Regions from separate parts of the Homo sapiens genome. Here region 2 is linked to region 1. Evidence: chromatin loops called from intact Hi-C (ENCODE). Cell type or tissue: heart left ventricle. All regions are shown on one strand. Links, peaks and the distances in the headings refer to the core of each region. The heading gives the core; the rest is flanking DNA. Region 1 has its middle 61 kb from the start of RALY. Region 2 overlaps RALY-AS1 (RALY antisense RNA 1).

Region 1 (10,788 bases), core at 3,720-6,219:
TCACCTGGGGATCTTGTTAAAATGCAGGCTCTGATTCAGGTCTGGGGTGGGATCTGAGATTCTGCTTTTTTTTCTTTTTTTTTAATTTTAGAGATAGATCTCACTCTGTCATCCAGGCTGGGGTGCAGTGGTGCAGTCATAGCTCACTGCAGCCTTGAACTCCTGGCGATCCTCCTGCCTTAGCCTCCCAAGTAGCTGGGACTACAGGTGCATGCCACCATGCCTGGATACTGCATTCCTAACCAGTTCTCAGATGATATTGATACTGCTGGCCGATGGACCTCACTTTGCGTAGAAAAGGTGTCAGCTATAGTAGGTTCTATATCTTTTACCCTGAATGAGATGAGAGCAAACGGAGGGTTTGGATGGATAAATGACATCATCTGATGTAAATTTTTAAAGAATACCAGGCCCAATGTGGTGGCACACGCCTGTAATCCCAGCACTTTGGGAGGCCGAGGTGGGTGGATCACCTGAGGTCAGGAGTTCAAGGCCAGCCTGACTAACATGGTGAAACCCCCATCTCTACTAAACACAAAAAATTAGCTAGGCGTGGTGGCACATGCCTGTAATCCCAATGACTTGGGAGGCTGAGGCAGGAGAATTGCTTGAACCCAGGAGGTGGGGAGGTTGCAGTGAGCCAAGATTGCACCATTGCACTCCAGCCTGGGCAACAAGAACAAAACTCCATCTCAAAAAAAAAAAAAAAAAAAAAAGATACCACTGTCTGCTGGGAGGAAAATAGGTGGGGAATGGGGGTGATGAGCTTAGAAACAGGAAGGTCAGTTAGGAGGATCTGGCAATAATCCATGTGAGAAATGCCCTAGGAGTCATTAAGATTTTATCTAAAAGTTTCAGTCTTTTCAATTTAGTATTTATAACTATTTCCCAAAATACAGGACACACATCACTGGTGGTATATGAGCTCCTAAATTTTAGGTAGGACACAAAGTAACCATGTTTTATTTTTATGGTTATGTGTTTATTACAAGTATTTTTGCTTTTCATTTTTAGTGATGATACACAGTTATCTTTTAAAATAAAAGTTTTTAAGTTTATGAACTATGTATTGATTTAAAGTGAAATGTTAAGTAAATTAACAGTGGTGATACAAACATGGCAAATGTGAAGCTGTCTCCCAAATGCCTGAGGTCTAGGAAACGCTGACTTTAAAATAAATAAAATTAGGCTGGGCATGGTAGCTCACGCCTGTAATCCCAGAAGTTTGGGAGGCTGAGGCAAGCAGATCACTTGAGGTCAGGAGTTCAAGACCAGCCTGGCCAACATGGTGAAACCCCGTCTCTACTAAAATACGAAAATTAGCCAGGCATGGTGGTGTGCACCTGTAATCCCAGCTACTTGGGAAGCTGAGTCAGGAGAATTGATTGAACCTGGGAGGCGGGGTTTGCAGTGAGCCGAGTTCTACAGCGGGGGTTGCAGTGTGCCACTGCACTCCAGCCTGGGCAACAGAGCAAGACTATGTCTCAAATAAATAAATAAAGTAAAATAAAATACATAAAATTATTACTGGTTATTTTTTTAATTTCTTTTTTTTTATTCATGATCCTGCTCGTTCTATAAGGTGGTTATTTCTTAGGGTAATTTTTTTTCTTGAAGAACCCGTCTCGAATTCTCTAATAAAAAAACAGTGAGAAAATGGGAACTCAAATCTGAGACAGGGTTTGTGAGCCACCTTTTTAAAATGCACCCAAGTGTAATAAACACTTCTCACAAAGTCATTGTCCAAAAGGACAGCCCTTGAGTAATGGGAGGCACGGTTGAAAGAGTCACCCCGTGGTGGCTGATCTGAGAGGAATGAGCTGGACTCCAGTTAAGGCAGTTGTCCTCAAGCCTGGCAGGGCATAGTCACAGCTTTAAAAAAAGAAAAAAAAAAGCCCAGGCCCCACCCCAGGTCAATCACATCGGCATCTCTGAGGGCAGGATCTGGCACCTGTGTGCTTTGAAAGCTCCCAGGTGATTCCATGCCTGTCTGTCCTCTTGTTCCTCCTTGGTACAGAGGAGAGGGTATGGCTTTTGGGACAATACAGACCTGGGTTCAAATCTTTCCACTTGCATGCTGTGTGATCTTGAACTATTTATTTGACTGAATTTCCCAAATGCACGCAGCTCATCTGTACAATAAGAATCGTCATACCCGCGCCCCCCCCACCCCCACGGCTTAGGGTAGCTGTGACAATTCAATGACACAAGATTTGTCATGTGCCAACAAACAACATGCCAAACAACAGGGGTTCGGTACACTCTCATCCCCTCCTTTCCTCAGTGACACTCCCGCCACCCAGACGCTGGCACAGAATGAGTGTCTGGTAGTAGGACTTCAGCTCCCTTGAGGGATCAGAGGGTGAAGGTCTGAGCTGATTATTTTGGGGGATTAACAATACCTATGAATCAAATCCTTAATTCATTGTTTTCTATTTTTAATTAATATTTAATTATGTCAGTAAAATGGAACCATTCTTTAAAAAAAAATTATGAACGGAGCACAAGTTTTCTTTGCCCACCTTCTGCAATCCTGGTCCATGGCCCCTTTCCAAATATTGAACTTGGCAAGTGCCTTCCAGATCTTTCAAAAATATATTCACGCATTTTATAGGAACCCATAGAAAATATATAATATTATTTTGTATATTTTAGTAAATAAGTGGATTTTTTACCATATATATCATTATGCAGCTTTTCTTTATGCAACAGTGTATTTGCAAGACTTACTCATGTTGTTACATATGCCTGAGTTCATTCCTTTTAGCTCCTTGATAATGTTCTATCGTAAGAATTACCATAATTTATGTAATTATTTTCCTCTTGATAGACAGATTCTTTCCAACTTCTTACCATCACAATCACAGCTCCCGAGGACATCCTTGTATTTACCTCCACGTACTCATCTGTATTTTTAACCTTTAAAATTACTTTTTATTCGCTCTACAGTGGAATCAGCACTGGATTGGGGGTCCATGCACTTTGACCTGGTTGCCTGGCTCCTCTGAATCCTAGGCTCTCCCCTTGGCACAGATCTTTGCTCCTTTTCCACCACGATTCTCTTACCTTAACCACTGCAACTGCCTTGTCACTGAGCTCCCCATCTCTGGCCAGGTCTCTGGTTCCTCCCAATCCTCACCTAACATCAACCACCATGTCATTCTGCTTAAAATCCTCCATTGGCTGTAGAGCCTGGCTCCAGTGAGGGCAAAACCTGCCTGGGTGAAGCACAGAGGCCCAGGGCTGGGGAGCAGGGGGTCAGAGGGCAGGCAACGGCATTGAGAAGGGCCACAGGGGACAGCACAAAATCAACCTGCCTGGAGAACTCCCTGCTGACCACTCAAATACCCAACCCCATGAAGCCTACTGGGGCATAGCTGCCACTCCCACCTCCTGAACTTGCCTGGGACTGTGTCCTGCTACTATTTCACACTCTGCACCCTGACTTTTAGCATGTTATCTTCCTGCCGGACTCCCCTTGGGCCTGTGAACTCCTCAGAGGCCAGGAGTGTGTCTCTGAATCCTCAGCGGCCAATACAGGGATTGGCTTAAATAGCAGGTGCGACTCCATGTTTGTTGAACAATGGCATGAGCTTCCGCTTGAAGCTTGGTGGGCAGAGCAGCCCTGACAGGTGGTCAGCAGCAGGAGACCCCATGTAGGTGTCAACTGGGGATCCTGAAGTTGGCCAAGTATAGTTTGCAGCATCCAAAATGGCAGGGGGGTGCCAGACTGGTCCTAGCTGGGCTGGAGTCTCAGTTACCTATTGCTATTTAATACGCTACTCCACTCCAAATCTCAGTGGCTTAAAATGATGATGTTTATTGTATTAGTCACGGTTCTCTAGAGGGTCAGAACAAATAGGATATATATATGTATATATATATATATATAAAGGAGAGTTTATTAAGTATTAACTCACATAATCACAAGGTCCCACGATAGGCCGTCTGTAAGCTGAGGAGCAGAGAGCCAGTCTGAGTCCCAAAACTGAAGAACTTGGATGCTCAAGGGCAGGAAGCATCCAGCAGAGGAGAAAGATGTAGGCTGGGACGCTAGGCCCATCTCACCTTTTCACTTTTTTCTGCCTGCTTTATATTCTAGCCATGCTGGCAGCTGATTAGATGCTATCCACCCAGATTGAGGGTGGGTCTGCCTTTTCCAGCCCACTGACTCAAATGTTAATCTCCTTTGGTAACACCCTCACAGGCACACCCAGGATCAATACTTTGTATCCTTCAATCCAATCAAGTTGACACTCAGTATTAACCATTACAGTCCACCCTCCCTCCCTCCCTTCCTTCCTTCCTTCCTTTCTTTTTGGGACAGAGTTTCACTCTTGTTGCCCAGGCTGGAGGGCAATGGCTCAATCTCAGCTCACCGCAACCTCCGCCTCCCAGGTTCAAGCAATTCTCCTGCTTCAGGCTCCCAAGTAGCTGGGAGGCATGCGCCACCACACCTGGCTAATTTTGTATTTTTAGTAGAGACTGGGTTTCTCGGTGTTGGTCTGGCTGGTCTCAACCTCTCGACCTCAGGTTATCCACCTGAGCCTCCCAAAGTGCTGGGATTACAGGTGTGAGCCACCGGGCCTGGCCTTCATTACAGTTATTTCTTATGGTTCTAAGGGATGTCCAGACGCAGACGGGAAGTTCTGCTCCACAAGGTATTTTTGGGGATCACTCCCACATTCAGCTGGAGCTGGAACATTCAAGACACACATAGAAAGGTTCTGGCCCCTTCCCTATCCAGGGGCTCATCCCTGAACCTCAGCCTTAAATGGCTCCTCCCATTGCCCTGCCTCTGTGTTCCTTCCTCTATCCTGTCTTTGTGGCAGCCTTGGTTGTCAAGGAGTAGTTGGACCGGCTGGGCCCTGGCTGGGCCTGTCTCCAGAAGGTTAGTTGGATTTCTTTCTCAGTGGCTCAGGGCTCCAAGAGAACAGAAGCTGCTAGGCCTCTTACAAGCCAGGCATGGAACCGGCACAAGTGAAAGCAGGTCACAAGGCCAGCCCAAATTCTAGGGAGGAGAAATAGTGCCACCTCTTGACAGGAGCCTGCGTGTCCAGGGACAGGAGGCGTTGTTGGCGGCCATCTTTGGAGGCATCTCCCTCAGCTGGGAAAGGAAGCCTGAACCCTTGTTTTCCAGGTGCCAGCCTTTATCATCACCTTTATCTAGGTCTTAGGTGGGGTATTGGTAGGAGGAGGACAGGTGGTTGGTAATCCTGTGGGAGTGGCTCAGCATTTGTAGGGAAAAATCCAGAGTTGTTAAGAATTGCCTAGGCCAATTGCAGTGGCTAACAACTGTAATCCTAGCACTTTGGGAGGCCGAGGTGGGCGGATCACTTGAAGTCAGGAGTTTGAGACAAGCCTGGCCAACACGGTGAAACCCCATCTCTACTATAAATACAAAAAAAAAAAAAAAAAAAAAATTAGCTGGGCGTGGTGGTGGGTGCCTGTAATCCCAGCTACTCGATTCTCTAGCTGATGCAGGAGAATCACTTGAACCCGGGAGGTGGAGGTTGCAGTGAGCCGAGGTTGCAGTGAGCCAAGGTTGCACCACTGCACTCCAGCCTGGGCTACAGAATGAGACTCCAATCTCAAAAAAAAACAAAAAAGAATTGCCAAGGCCATCAAAAAGAGGAGGTAGATGAAGGGAACATAGAGGCAGGACAACGGTAGGAGGGGTCAAGGCTGGGGTTCAGGGCTAAACCTCTGGCTGGAGCAGGGGCCAGAATCCTCCTGCCTGTGTCGAAGATGGCCATCATGTCAGGCTGAACAACCATAACCTGATTTCAGCAAGAAGAGGTGAGAAGAAGCATCCAGAAGTTGCCCACCACTCTAATATGTCAAAGAGACCACAGGTCTCACCCCTCCCCACCCACCTGGGCTGGCACTGAACCCCTCACCTACTGGAATCATTTCTAAGCCCACCCCATCCCCATGCCCAGTTACGGACCAGACAGTTTCCTTGGTTTTTTTTTTTTTTTTTGAGACAGAGTTTTGCTCTTGTTGTCCAGGCTTGGGTGCAATGGCAGGATCTCGGCTCACCATAACCTCTGCCTCCCGAGTTCAAGCGATTCTCCTGCCTCAGCCTCCCAAAGTAGCTGGGATTATAGGCATGCACCACCACACCCAGCTGATTTTGAATTTTTAGTAGAGATGGGGTTTCTCCATGTTGGTCAGGCTGGTGTTAAACTCCCAACCTCAGGTAATCCACCCGCCTCGGCCTCCCAAAGTGCTAGGACTATAGGCGTGAGCCACCGCGCCCAGCCCAGTTTCCTTGTATTTCAATTGCCCCCAGTAATAGACTAAGAATATCTGTCCAGTCTCTCCTCCTAATAAATATTTGAACAGCGGTTTGTTAATTTTTCTTACCCTTCATGATGGAGATTAATTGCTATTTTACATTACATGCAACTTCTATTAGTTTGGGATTTGCTTCCTCAGTGATACCACAAACATTGGGCTTGAATAACACATTTTAACCTAGACAAGCTCATTAAATTCTTGAAGGTGCGTGGACAGAAAGGGGGGAGAACTGGCCCTAGTTTTGCAGTTTTGAGGGCATCAATTTAAATCCATCAGGCAAGTGCCAAACAGGTTTGGGGTTGGGACATGCTCGATGAGGAAGGATGGAGGTTACTGGAAGGACAGTCCTGTTCAGTCCTGCTGCATCTCAGGCCACCAGAACCAGCCCTTCCCCAGAACCAGCCCTTCCCCAGAACCAGCCCTTCCCCAGAACCAGCCCTTCCCCAGAACCAGCCCCACCCCACCTGGCTTCACCCTCAAAGTGTCCAGAGCCTTGGTGCCAAAGAGTTCACCCTGACCCAAATAGGACTGTTGAATCCTATTTTTTAGGGTCCAATTTTACTCCTTGGACCTGACAGTCCTGCTGAGAGGGGTAAAGTTTTCTCACCTGTAAACAGGAGTGGTCATGCCCATTATCATGTTCACCATCATTATTGTCATAAATATCATGCTACCCCTAGACCCAAGGGTTGGACCCTGCTAACACCTGGGATGCACCCCCACTTGTGACTATAGCACCCTATATTATTAAGAACCCCTCTAGTCTTGAAGCCAGCCAACCCAACCACTCCCACTCCTCTCTGACTCGAGACCCTGCTGGCTCCATTGCTTCCTCTCTCCTGCCTACACAGATTATGATCGTACTCCACTTTTTTTTTTTTTTTTTTTTTTTTTTTTTTGAGGCAGTCTTGCTCTGTCACCCAGGCTGGAGTGCAGTGGCACGATCTCAGCTCATTGTAACCTCTGCCTCCCGGGTTCAAGTGATTCTCGTGCCTCAGCCTCCCGAGTAACTGGGATTACAGGCACCTGCCCCCAAGCCTGGCTAGTTTTTGTATTTTTACTAGAGACGGGGTTTCGCCATGTTGGTCAGGCTGCTCTCAAACTCCTCACCTCAGGTGATCTACCTGCCTCACCCTCCCAAAGTGCTGGGATTACAGGCATGAGCCACCGCGCCTGGGCCAATACTATTTTAAGACCAAAGAATCTAAGACGTTTCATAGAGTTATAGAATCAGGTGTCTGTAAGTTATTCTTAGCTTCCTGAAAGACTCCTAACTTCTAGATCAGGGGTGCCCAATCTTTTGGCTTCCCTGGGCCACATTGGAAGAAGAATAGTCTTGGGCCACATGTAAAATACACTAACGGTAGCTGAAGAGCTTATATAATTTATACATCACAAAAAAAGTCTCATAACATCTTAAGAAAGTTGGGCCACATTCAAAGCTGCCCTGGGGTGCTTGCAGCCCACAGGTTGGACAAAATTGTTCTAGATCTTAACCTCTGGTGTTAATCATTTGACGCCTTTCAATTATGCTGAGAATGAGAAAACATACTTGAAGTCATAACCAGAAGCAGCTACGGAAGAAGTTGGTATTTAACACTAGTCATTAGTGCAGACTCCCACAGGTACGGTTCTTTTCCCTGTGGGTCTTTACATCTTTTTTTCCTCCAGGGGCCTCAGTCAGGCTCATCACAATTAACCAGAAAGGTTGTGATCATGTTTTACCTCAAAAGAAAAGGGCATGTGGCCTCGATTCCTGACCTTCTGGGTAGCTCCTGGCCTGTATGCAGATTTGCTCAACTTTCACTCTACAAACCATGGATTTATTTTGGGGGGCATATTTACATAGCCACAGAATGTCTTGGGGCTACCTTTCCCCCAGAGCAAGAGGCATCAACTTGCCTGATAATTCCATATTTGAGGGAAGAATCTGGAAGAGTCCAAGAGAATTTGCTGCATCTAGATAGGGAAGAGGCTAAACTAGCTTAGGTTCCAGAACACCTAACACCCCACTTATGTAACTACTTGGAGAGCCACGGGGGAGAGGCACAGGGCAGTGCTCATAGGTACCAGAACTAGAGACTCAGGAACCCAGAAACCCTTTCCCTCTCTTGGAATCCACGTTTCCCTCTCTCCCCTCCCACGCCAGCTTCCTCTGCCCGTATCTCCACATCATGTCCACATGCCACCTAACTGTTTGGGTTCCCCCAGAAGCTGACCTTGAGACAGAGGTTCAAGGGCAAGTCATTTACTTGGGAGGTGATCCCAGGAAGTACCAGTAGGGGAGTGGCAAAGTGAGACAGAGAAAAGAAAGGCACATGATCAAGCCAGTTACCCCGTGGGCAATGGGAGCCCATTCCTGCCCGGGGATGCTGGAGACAGTGTAGATCATGGAAGCAGAGTTGCCCCACCCCAGGCAAGGGAGCTGGGTCTGTATCCCATCAGTCATTGGTGGAGGGCTGCTTCTGGCCATTAACCCTCTAGTAGGCTTTCCCTGCATGCAGGTGGACGTGCCCTCAGCAGAAAGCAGCCAGATAAAAGCCCTCAGGTGGGAGGTGGCAGGTGTTTGCGATTATACCTTCAGGGGGTAGAGCTGAGGGTCTTGCAGACATAGGCAGGGCACCAGCCATGGTGGCTCCCTTGCCCCAGCCCAGATGCTGTGTGAATTTTCATCTCAAGCCCTTTGTTATGGGCTGAATTGTGTCCCCTAAAATTCATATATTGAAGCCTTAATCCCCAGTACCTCCGTATCTGAAGACAATATTTTAAATATTGTCTTCTATCTAAAGATAGAACCTTTAAAGAGGGGATTGTATTAGCCAGGCATGGTGGCGTGCACCTGTAATCCCAGCCACTCAGGAAGCAGAGGCAGGAGAATCGCTTGAACCTGGGAGGCGGAGGTTGCAGTCAGTGAGCTGAGATCGCACCACTGCACTCCAGCCTGGGCAACGAGAGTGAAACTCCGTCTCAAATTTAAAAAAAAATTTTTTTAAAAAGAGGGGATTGAGTAAAATGAGGCCATTAGGGTCAGCCATAATCAGAGCTTACTCTCCTTGGGAGAAGAGAAAATTTGGACACACAAGAGAGACACCAGGGATGTGCACCCAGAGGAAAGACCCCATGAGGACGCAGTGAGAACGTGGCCATTTGCAAGCCAAGGAGGGAGGCCCCAAGAGAGGCCAGCCCTGGGCACAGTGGCTCACGCCTGTTATCCCAGCATTTTGGGAGGCCGAGGCGAGAGGATCACTTGAGCCCAGCAGTTTGAGACCAGCCCGGGCAAAACAGGGAGACCTCTGTCTCTACAAAAATAAAAAAATTAGCTGGCGCTGGGCGCAGTGGCTCATGCCTGTAATTCCAGCATTTTGGGAGGCCAAGGCGGGCGGATCACTTGAGGTCAGGAGTTCCAGACCAGCCTGGTGAATATGGTGAAACCCCCGTCTCTACTAAAAATACAAAAAAAAAAAAAAAAAAAAAAACTAGCCGGGCATGGTGGTGGGTGCTTGTAATCCCAGCTACTCAGGAGGCTGAAGAAGGAGAATCGCTTGAACCCAGGAGGTGGAGGTTGTACTGAGCCGAGATAGTTCTACTGCACTCTAGCCTGGACGACAGAGCGAGACTCAGTCTCAAAAAAAGAAAAATAAAAAAAAGAAAAACATTAGCTGGGCATGGTGGCAATGCCTGCAGCCCCAGCTACTTAGGAAGCTGAAGTGGGAGGATCGCTTGAGCCCGACAAGGTTGAGGGGTGACAGAGCAAGACCCTACCTAAAAAAAAAAAAAAGAGAGAGAGAGAGAAAGGGAGAGAGAAGCCAACCTTGCTGGCACTGTGATCTCACACTTCTAGTGTCCAGAACCGTGAGAAATCCATTTCTATTGTTTAAGCCACCCAGTCTGTGGTATGTTGTGACGGCGGCCCTCATAAATGAAGACACTCTTTCCCAGTTCTAGTTCTCTATCTCCAGACCTGCCTCTGGTTGGCCCAGCCCCTCTTTCAAGCCAGGCTACAGGTCAGAGGTGACTGAGCCTTCTTTGGGTCAGGTGTCCATCTCAGTCCAAACAGCTGCTGTGGGAGAGCAGGGTGCCAGGGTCAGGGTTATAAATGAGGACAGAGCTCTGGAAAGGGAGCCTCACTGGGGAAGGTCACCCAAAAGTGTCTACACCATGGCCTGGGAGGGTCCTGAGCTGAGGCATCCATGTACTTGCTGTAATCTGGGCTATTTCCAAGCCATCATGTCTTTGTTCTAGAGATGGATCATCCTGAGATATAAATCTGCACGATGCTGAGCATCTAGACACTGCTTCAGCAACCCACACCTTGGGCCTGTGTGAGCTGCTTTCCTGGCTCAGAGATTGTGGCGATGACATCCCCAAGCCTTGTCCACTGGGGCTGAATCGGAAGCTGAAAGGCACAGCTCGCTTCATCTGGAAACCAGCAGGATGTGAGGCTGACAGTTAATTAGATTAATAAGGAAACCATGCCTTAAAATG
Region 2 (10,788 bases), core at 4,092-6,591, 54 kb before region 1:
TGAGAATGGAGCAGAGTTTGAATTCAGAGTCCTGGCTTTGCCATACCAGCAGTTATAATTGTCCTTCTGTTGTTTGATGACCTCCCTGCCCTGCTTCAAAAGGAAGAGAAATCAAAGAGTTGACGACCCTGAGCGCAAGGCCTGGGACGTTCTTCCCCAAACTCGCTTTAATATCACCTTCTCAAAAGAACTCTTCCCTGAACACCTTGTCTCAAGATGTTCTCTAGTTTGTCTTCTTGTTCTGTCATTTATTTGTCTGTTCATTGTTTGTGTGTTTTTTGAGGCGGAGTCTAGCTCTGTCGCCTAGGCTGGAGTGCAGTGGCACGATCTCGGCTCTCTGCAACCTCTGCCTCCTGGGTTCAAAGCGATTCTTGTACCTCAGCCTCCCAAGTAGCTGGGATTACAGGCGTGTACCACCATGCCCGGCTAATTTTTGTATTTTCAGTGGATACGGGGTTTCATCATGTTGGCCAAGCTGGGCTCTAACTCCTGACCTCAGGGGATCTGCATTTGAGGATAAACCCTGTCTTGGCTCCTCCCTGACGGGGGTGAGAAGTAGCCCTCCTGGAATTGCCTCAAAGCCCCCGGTTATCACCAGTGTTCTCGGTTGCAAATTACGAAACATAAATAAACTCAGACTAACAGATGCAGCAAAGGAATTTATCAGGAAGGAATGGGGAGCTCCCAGAACTGATGGGAAGGCTGGAGAACCAGGCTCAGAAAATGCACTGAAGTGGTGAGCGCAGAGGCTTGAATGTTGCCAGGACTCTCCTCCCAGTCCTTTATCTCTTCTCTCTGTATGCGAGCTTTTCTCCTCAAGGCTAGGCACCTGGCTGCAGCAGCGCTCACCACTCACAACTCTCACCCGTTCCACCGGAGAGAGACTGAGGATTTCTGCTTCTGGTCTGAAGGACAAAATTTTAGGGAAAAACTTTGATTGGTCCAACATAGGTAAGTCCCCGTCCCTAGACCAATCATCTATGGGTGGAAAACCAGGTGCTGTGACTGGCCCAACTTAAGCCAGGTGCCATTCTCTAACCAATACTGTGAATAAGGAAGTGGGACGTACAGGGAGATGGCAGCCCCATCGGAACCATATGGTCAGAGAAAGATGCATTTCCCAAAAGATGGAGTTCATGCTCTGGGGCAGATTGAATAATAGATTTTCACTACACCTGCCCCAGAGTTACCCCCAACCAATACATTACTTACTGCCCAACTCTCATCATTCCTTCTCTGCTCAAAACCCTTCAATGGGCTGGGCGCGGTAACTCACGCCTGTAATCCCAGTACTTTGGGAGACCGAGGTGGGGGGGATTACTTGAGGTCAGGAGTTCAAGACCGGCCTGGGCAACATGGTGAAACCCCATCTCTACTAAAAATATAAAAATTAACCGGGCGTGGTGGCAGGCACCTGTAATCCCAGCTACTCAGGAGGCTGAGGTGGGGTAATCGCTTGAACCTGGGAGGTGGAGGTTGCAGTGAGCCGAGATCATGCCACTGCACTCCAGCCTGAGACACAGAGAGAGACTCCGCCTCAAAAACAGAAAAACAAAAAACAACCTTCAATAGCCTCCCATTGCCATGTCATCAGCATGGATCAAAAACTCAAATGTCATGCCGGGCACAGTGGCTCATTCCTTTAATCCCAGAATTCTGGGAGGCTGAGGCAGGAGGATTGCTTGAACCCAGGAGTTTGAGACCAGCTTGGGCAACATAGTGAGACCCTGTCTCTACAAAAAAAAAAATTTTAATTAGCTGGCATGGTAGCATGTGCCTGTACTTCCAGCTACTTGGGAGGCTGAGGCCAGAGGATCACTTGAGCCCAGGAGGCCAAGGCTACAGTGAGACATGCTCACACCACTGCATCCAGCCTAGGCAACAGAGTGAGACCCTTCTCAAAACAAATAACAACAACAGCAAACCCTCAGGTGTCTACAGGGGCTAGAAAGAAGGTTAGGCATGAGACAATAGGGAGTGGAGAGCACTGTCATGAACTGGAGGATGTGTGTTGCATACTGTTCCTAGAATGCAGGTGCTGAGATGTAGGATTCTTCAAGAGAGCCCCCAAATCTGGATTTTCATATAAAATCTCCCAATTTCTAAATGTTGGCTCAACTATTTTTAAAAACCCTGTGCAAGCCAAATGAATTATGTCTGCAGGCCAATTACTGTAGGCTGTGGTCTAAAAATGAGCAATCTCTGACCTTTATAGGATAAAGCCTATAATCACACACCCACCTTTGGGGTCTGTCATCTATTACTACGTAAGAAATCATCCCGAAAATGTAGTGACTTAAAACAACAATGATTTGTTACTTCTCACAATTTTATAGAATGACCAGGTGGTTCTTCTGCTCCATGTGGTGTTGGCTGGGAAAAGCTTCCTCCTGTCTCCACCTCCACATGTTCTATTTCCTTTTCAAGCCCAACTGCCAATGGCGCCTCCACCCTGAAGCCTGCCTCATCTCCTGTGCCACACACATTGCCACTGGCCAAGTCTAAATGAGATGCCGTGCTCTCCAAGCTTTGTTGCTCTTTATGTATAACTATTAGAGCACACATTTAGCTCACCTAGAGAATGGAGGTCTGCCTTGTCCATCTTTATTTCCTTCTGGCACAGTCACACAGGAAAGCCCCATGGGTGCTGTCAGATTGGATTGAACTGAGCTGACTCTTGGAGATATTTAGTCAAACTTGCCCATTTTACAGATGGAGAAATGACAACTGGAGAGGGGAGTTCTACTGGAGAGGGGAGTTCACACATATACACTGAAAGCTGCCCATCAAAAGAGTTGCAGAACCAGGACTACAGCCCTTGCATCTTGACTGCCAGTACGATGCAGGTTAAACTCTGTGTTTGATGCTTGTTGATGTGGACGTCTGGAACTTGAATAGAAGACATTTCTTATTTCAGATGCATCCATTAGCAGGTCTTAGCCAGGAGCCAGGCCCTTGCAAGTATATATTGCAAGTAATTGATGACATTGGAGCCAGAAATCGAATGAACCGGGCCCAGTTCAATCCACTTACTGGACAAGCTCCTCAAGCACTCTAAGCCCCAATTTCCTCCTCTGTAAAGTGGGCATAAATTACATTTACCTTGAGGGTTGCTGTGAAGGCTAGAAATAATATATGTAATGTCCCCTGATACACAGAAGGTGCTCAAGAAATAGTAAGCTCTTCTAATGATTGTTATTGATGGCAAAGATGATGAAAAAACAAATGCTCTGACTTCTCAAAGGAGAGAGAATCATCCCTGAGGATTGTGTCTTGGAGAACATAAATCCATATTTTCTCTTTCCTGAACAAATTCCCTCTGGAAGGGCACAAAGGGAACAAATTCCCTTGTTAGGAAGGAAGGAAGGGAAGGAAGGATGGAAAACAAGAGCAAGGAAGGGTTGGCAGGTTGTGACTGTCTACCTCTCCCTGAGGCTTGCTCTGCTACACCCACCCCAAACTCTGGTCCATCCCATTTCCATGCTGAGATCAGGCCACACACAGAAGTGTTGGTGTCAGACCACCAGCTTTGAGCCATCCCTGGGAATCCCCAGGATACTGGATAGCAGATTTGGAGCATACAGTTCCCACCCACTGTGACTGACGGCTAGGGAGCTCAAGGTTATGGAGGAAGCTCTCATAAGTCAATGCAAGTTTGTGTGTCTCCCGTTCCTCACTGGCTTAGCCCTCAGAGCCCTTGTCCCTGCTTTCTGCCTTGCAACTAGGTCTTCACATTAGTGTTTTATCAAACAAAAGACAGGCTGACATCTTTAAAGTATGGTCTTTATTAAGTAGGGAGCAAATCATTCCACACCTTCCCTCCCAATACCTCCCTCACCAGTGACTTCAAGCCTTCAAACAAGAGGGGACACCTCTCCCCACTTCCCAGTGACCTTTCTCCGCCCCTCATTGCATCCATGAGTGACACCACTGAGATCAGATGCAGTGATGTTAATTGAAATGGACATTAAGGGCTCACTTGCTCAAGCAGAAGCACATTAGAAGAAATATAAACGAGGAAGACATTGGGTCAGTAACATTTGTTCTAATGAGAATAACCATCTCTAGAGCATCTTGTTCAAAAAGGATTGAGTGCCCAGGAAACAACAGATACATGAGGCCTTCCACCCCCACCCCACCCCCAATACTCAGAAGTGTCACACATACTTGCAGAGACTTTTCAATCATCCTTGCTTCAATCATGATTCCCCAGGTGCATTTCTGTGGGTGTCACCCAGCACATTCCCCCTCGTGTTCTTCATCTGTTTCTCCAAATCTACTTCTCCATATTATTTTAAGAGTTTGTGACCAGATGTTGGTAACATGTGGTCCCAGATGTTCTTATTTGCTATACCTCAGGAATTCTTGACTAAGTGACCCAAGAGCTTCTCAACTTTGGATCCAATAAGGGGAACCTAAGGCTAAAAGAATCCCATCTGGAGTAGAGAGGAAGATACCCAATTACCCAATTTTTTTGTTTGTTTTTGTTTGTTTTCTGAGACAGAGTCTCTCTCTGTCACCCAAGCTGGAGTGCTGTGGTGCGGTCATAGCTCACTGCAGCATTGAACTCCTGAGCTAAGCAGTCCTTCTGCCTCAGCCTTCCGAGTGGCTGGGACTATAGGCATGTACCACCATGCCCAGCTAATTTTTAAAAAAAGTTTTTGTAAAGACAGGGTCTCCTTATGTTGCAAAGGCTGGTCTTGAACTCCTGGGCTCAAGAGGTCTTCCCACCTCAGCCTCCCAAAGTGCTGGGATTACAGGCATGAGCCACCACATCTAGCCCAAGTTTCTGCATAAAGAACATGAAGGTTTTCCTTAGATCATGCTTTACATGGCACATCATGTCTTTATGGTTATTAGTGGGCAGTTGCAAGGTATAGATACCATTTTTGTCTATGCTGTATCATCTCCCAATATTCTTAACAGCATCTGACTTAAAAAAATTTTTTTTTTGAGACAAGGTCTTCCTCTGTCACCCAGTATGGAGTGCAGTGCTGCAATCATGGCTCACTGCAGCCTCAACTTCCCAGGCTCAGGTGATCCTCCCACCTCAGCCTCCAGAGTAGCTGGGACCACAGGTCGTGCCACCATGCCCAGCTAATTTTTGTATTTTTTTGTAGAGACAGGGTTTTGCCATGTTCCTCAGGCTGGTCCCTAACTCCTAAGCTCGAGCAATCTGCCCGTCCCAGACTCCCTGTAAGTGCTTGGATTACAGGCATGAGCCATTGTGCCTGGCCAGCATCTGATTTTTCTGTGAGCCTCTACTCCTATTCTTGGTCCAGGCCATAAAGAGTATGGAAACTAAAGTCTGACTGCCTAGGTTTGAATATTGGCTCTGCCATTGACCAGCTATGTGAACCTGGAAAAATTCCTAACCTCTCTGTGCCTCATATAAGAAATGTGGAGAATAGTATCTACCTCATGGAGTTTTTGGGTTATATGAGTTAATTCAGATAAAATGTTTAAAAGAGTGACTGGCACATAGTAAACACCCCCCAAATGTCATCTAGTATTAATATTATTACTATTAGTTCAGAAGGGGCTGACTTCATTCCCCCTGGCCCTGGTGATGGCACCTGACCCAGGCCTGGCCAATCAGGACATTCTGTCCCCCTGTCCACCATGGAGTCCTTCTCCATGGTCAGTCATACCAGTCATTTGGATTGGCACTGTGGGCTGTGATCTAATGTGAACTCTGAAAGCCTGGTCATGCTGGGCCAAAGCTGCAAAGTAAAGGTAAACATCAAATCTGGGCTGGTTCATCAGGAGAGAACATTCTGAGTAGGGAGACCTGGGGACTATCCAGTTTCACCTTGCAGGTGAAGGCCCACTCTCCCTACTCTAGCCGTTAGTTAGACCCCATGAAAATAATTGCAGTAGACTGTTAATTTGATGGCTTCCAGTGAACCATGCTTCTGGCATTCATACTCTTATGTAGTCCCCTCCCACATTGATTCTGGACTTTGCCATATTGATGCAGGGCAGGTAAGCCCCAGAATTGGGGCTTAGCCCGAGAAGGTTCTTCACTTCATCCAGGAAAGAATTCAAGGGCAAACAGGTGGTGGTAGATGCCAACATTTTTTTTTTTTTTTTGAGACGGAGTCTTACTCTGTCATCAGGCTGGAGTGCAGTGGCACGATCTCTGCTCACTGCAACCTCCGACTCCCTGGTTCAAATGATTCTGCCTCAGCCTCCCGAGTAGCTGGGATTACAGGCAGACACCACCATGCCCAGCTAATTTTTGAATTTTAGTAGAGATGGGGTTTCCCCACGTTGGTCAGGATGGTCTCGATCTCCTGACTTCATGATTCACCCACCTCAGACTCCCAAAGTGCTGGGATTACAGGTGTGAGCCACTGTGCCCAGCCTAGATGGCAACTTTTATTGGAGCAGCAGTGTCCAACAGCAGCAGAGGTACTGCTCCTTGTGGAACAGGACTACCCCCTAGGCAGCATGCCCAGAGTAGCAGCTCAGGGGTAATTCTGTCGTCATATTTATACCCACTTTTAATTACATGCAAATTAAGGGGCAGGTTATTCAGAATTTTCTGGACAAAGGATGATACTTCCAGGCCATTGCCATGGAAAGGGGTGGTAACTTTTAGGTGTTGCCATCACTGTGGTAAACTGACGTGGTGTTGCTGGGTATGTCTCATGGAGAGGTGCTTTCACTGCTTCCCTGTTCACCTAGTCTTCAATCTGGTCCAGAGTTTCAGCCCCATCTCTGGAGTTGAGTCCTGCCTTCTCCCTCAATGTGACAAATGTTGGCCAATGGTATATCGCAGTTGTGATGCAAGCAGAGGCTTGGTAAATGCCTGCATACTGGGGTTTGTCCTCTTGGAATGCTCATTTGTGGGAGCCCTGAACAACTATGTAAGAAGTCTGGCTACCCTGCTGGAGAGAACACATGGTGGGAAGAGACTAAAATTATGTGAAGAGAGTCAGGCCAGCCATCCCAGCTTCTCTGCTGAGCCCCGCCATCAGCCAACCTGCCAGCTGAATGCAACCGTAAGAGTGATCACCAGCAAGATCACTAGAAAAACCACCTAACTGAGCCCACCCTGGATTGAACAATCATAAACAAATAAAATGGTTATTGTTTTAAATCACAAAGTTTTGGGGTTACATAGCAATCGAAACAACAATCATGTTCAATAACATTTCCTAGCTCCACAGAGTTCTGAGAGCTCTCCCACATCTAAGAGATTAGGATTGTTATTAGCCCCATTTTACAGATGGGGAAGCTGAGGCCCAAAGATGGGAAGCAACAGCCCAGTCAAGCAGAGACAGAGCTGTCACATTCATACACTTCTGAGTGAGCTCCTTTCACCGCACCTCCCACTGCAGTAGCTCCTGTCTAGTTGAAGAAACTTATAAAGAGCAGCAGAGAGTGGTGAGGTATAGGAGCACTGGACTGGGATTGACAATAGCCTGGCTTTAAGTTGGCCATTATTTGTCTGTATGTGCTTAGACAACTCAAACCACTTCCCTCCCTGAGCCCATCTTTCCAGCTGTTCAGTGAGGGGGGAAGCAAACTGAAATGCTCGCAGAGGCCAGGTAGATAACACAGACAAGGGAAGCAGGTCAGGTGAGGACTACGGTGGCTGAGCCCATGCCCTTCTAAGCGGGGGCGGTCACTACCCAGCTTCAACCAACTGTTACCATATGGAATCGGGGCCCATTGTAGCTAGATCACCTGATTTGTTTCTTTTCCTTGGAGAGACAGGAAATGTAGGTTATGATGTTAAATTTCCCAACATTAAAATGTTATATACAGCTCAGGAAAAGCAGGGAAAAGAAAAAGAAATGTTATGAATTTATTTGAATTTTTAAAAAATAAACAGCCATTCAAACCTACAGGCTGCTGGTTTGAAACCCTGGATCAGATTATTTCAAAATTTCCTGCTAGAGTTTATGCCGACATCAAAGAAGGATGCCTACCGGTCCCAGCCCTGCCCTACGCACACAGAGCGGTTCCATCTATCTCCCCATCCCAACTCACAGAGCCTGAACACCAGAGAGGCCTTGGGTGTGGCTACCATCTTTCTCTCTGAGGACTCTCATCTCCAGCCCTACCACCCCTCTGGCTACAAGGAATGGGGTGCAGAGGCCCAGTTTCGAATGCCTAAAGTTGCTGGGGCTTCAAAGGAGGGCCAAAAGTGGAAAAGAAGTAACACCCATTAAGCAACTACTGTGGGCCAGGTGTGATGGTGGATTGCAACATTATGTAATAGCAAAGGGTCTCATGACTATGAGGACATAAGGGATTGGAGGAGTGCTGTTCATCCCTGGTCATAATGAGCCTTGGAGACAGACATGCAGTGCAGCGAGGGACGGCCCAGCTATTATTGATACTAATTAAAAGGCCATTAAATTGAAGGGGCACATACAGCCCTTCCGTCACCAGCCAGTGCTCTGACAGTCTCACCATTTTCTGTGAGGCCAGCGCAGCTCGTGTGGGGCACAGAGCACAACCCTTCACCCCCGACTCTCCACTAAAGCACTTAATTGTCTGAGAAAAAATACCAACACTCCCCCAGCTCTGGGAGAAGCTGCAATACACTAATTGAAATTCAACGGCTTGGATCTCGGGAGGGAAATGGCCACTCGTAGGGAAATATGGAAGCATACATTCATTCAATAAATCATTAGTCTGCATCTTTTATGTGCCTAGTACTGTGCTACATGCAATGAATATGGCAATGATCAAAGCAGATAAAGGGCCCCCCAAATATAATCATGGAGATTATGGAAGGTGCAAAAAATGCATAGTTCTTATTTTCTTTCTCCTTTTTTCTTTCTTTCTTTCTTTCTTTTTTTTTTTTTTTTTTTTGGACAGAGTCTTTCTCTGTCTTCCAGGCTGGAGTGCAGTGGCACAATCATAGCTCACTGCAGCCTCAACCCTCTGGGCCTAAGTGATCCTCCCACCTCAGTCTCCTGAGTAGCCTTTATTTTCTATAAGTGGTCAATTTTTTCTTGTGCTTCCTTCATTTTCTTAGAGAGAAAAACATAAATCTGATTACTAACTGTAGCCGAGTCTCTTCCAGTTTAAAAGGCTCATGAAGGAGTATTTCATACTATTTGAGTAAAAGGTTCATCTTCGTTTCCTCCCACCTCTTCCTCCCTCAAGAAGGCCTGGGTGTCAGCCAGACCACACATGGATCCTTGAGCCATCCTATGGGAATATGACCTGAGAGGCCCTTCCCATTGACTCAGCAGCGGGATGGAGAAACCCCAGCATATCATGGTTTCGTGGACTGAAAATCCATCCGGGGTCATCTGCTGGGGTCCTGCCTGTGCCTCCTCAACACTCAGAGTCCCTAAGGTGATGACTGCAGCTATGACCCTGCTGAGAGCTTTCTCCTGATGCCAGGGCACACTTGGCCCACTCACTGGACAAGACAGAAGTACTGGAGATGTTGTACTCACAGAAATGTTGTTCAGCCAATGACAGGGAATTGATGATGATGTTAGTATCCTCTCCCCTTGTACTGGATAAACCTGAGTGTTCTTGTGTCCGGGAGGTCCCCAGTGGGATTGAGCTCCAGTTGTCCACAGAGGGGAATTTCTTCATCACACCTGATTTCTTGGCAGCCTTTTCCTCCCTGTGTCACTCCCTAATCTGTTAACGGTGTTCCCTGGGATCATCCCCCAAATAAACTACCTGGCCTTGCATTCTTGTCCCAAGGTGTGCAACTGAGAGAACCCTAAAACATCACCCATTTAACTTTTTTTTTTTTTTTTCTGAGACAGACTCTCACTGTTGCCCAGGCTAGAGTGCAGTGGTGCGATCTCGGCTCACTGCAGCCTCCGCCTCCTGGGTTCAAGCGATTCTTGTGCCTCAGCCTCCTGAGTAGCTGGGATTACAGGTGCCCACCACCACGCCCAGCTAATTTTTGTATTTTTAGTAGAGACAGGTTTCCGCCGTGTTGGCCAGGCTGGTCTAGAACTCCTGACCTCAGGTGATCCACCCGCCTCGGCCTCCCAAAGTGCTGAAATTACAGGCGTGAGCCACCACACCTGGCTTTTAATTTTATAAGCCCCACTTACTGACCCACAGGGACCAAACCCTGCTGTATGGGAGGAACTTCCAGATCCCCTTCCTCCCATTGATGGGCCTCCTAAGGCACAGATGAAGAGAGAGGGCTTGCTACCAACTTGATAGTTCTCATAAGAATCTCCATAGCTCATACAAATTAAAGTGGTTTCATAGTTCCCAATGATGTCCCTGGTGGCCATGTCGGTGCGTCCCACCTTTGTTGTGGAAATGGAACCATAGTGATTGGTCCGTGCCATGAGCGTGTCATTCAAGCTAGGCCAATTAGAGATATCTCCTGGAACTTTTTACACCAAAACTAATGGAGAGATGTTCTCTGAACTCCAAGAGTTGCTAAAGCTGGAAGGCTGTGATTCTGGAGTGGCCAGAGTCCATCTTCCCCTCCCCGTGGAGAAGTCTGCCTGTGACTGGTAAGAATGGCTCCAACAGGCAAAGAGCAGCAGAGAAAAGAGAGAACAGCCTGGTGGCCTTTGGGTGTCTGAATCCAGTCATCTGGGGTATTGGCTCCACCGGGTGCTGTCCATGGTTTGTGTATGTGAAACAATGAATTACCCTTTCTTGCTCAAAGTAGTTACAGTTCGGTTTCTGTCACTTCCAACAAAAAATCTTTGATGAATACAGATATCCCCAGCAATGGAAAAGATGAGGAGATTTCAGGTGGCCTCCCAGGCAGTGGATGTTCACAGCTGGGACAAGACTGGGGGGCTACAAAAATGGCTGCCAATAGCTGGT

What was found. Peaks named below come from ENCODE experiments on the same cell type or tissue, not always from the same donor. Only the 100,000 strongest peaks of a DNase experiment are listed, where the experiment ranks them.
Region 2: a loop joins it to region 1, with 4 times the contacts of the local background. A loop is called at or near these places in 8 of 110 quality-filtered maps.

Annotation. Positions count from the first base shown.
Region 1 is chr20:33,927,864-33,938,651 of GRCh38, reverse strand. No RefSeq gene overlaps it. Among named protein-coding and RNA genes, the nearest start is that of RALY, 61 kb to the left of the region's middle. RefSeq lists an enhancer at 4,954-5,454. In heart left ventricle, for the core only: a CTCF peak has its summit at 5,035 (motif pointing left); a DNase peak (open chromatin) is centred at 5,041; H3K27ac peaks cover 332 bases.
Region 2 is chr20:33,981,938-33,992,725 of GRCh38, reverse strand. RALY-AS1 (RALY antisense RNA 1) reads left to right here. Exons shown (of 2, transcript NR_109886.1): 2 at 1-238. Among named protein-coding and RNA genes, the nearest start is that of RALY, 6.6 kb to the left of the region's middle. In heart left ventricle, for the core only: no CTCF peak of the experiment used is centred there; no DNase peak of the experiment used is centred there.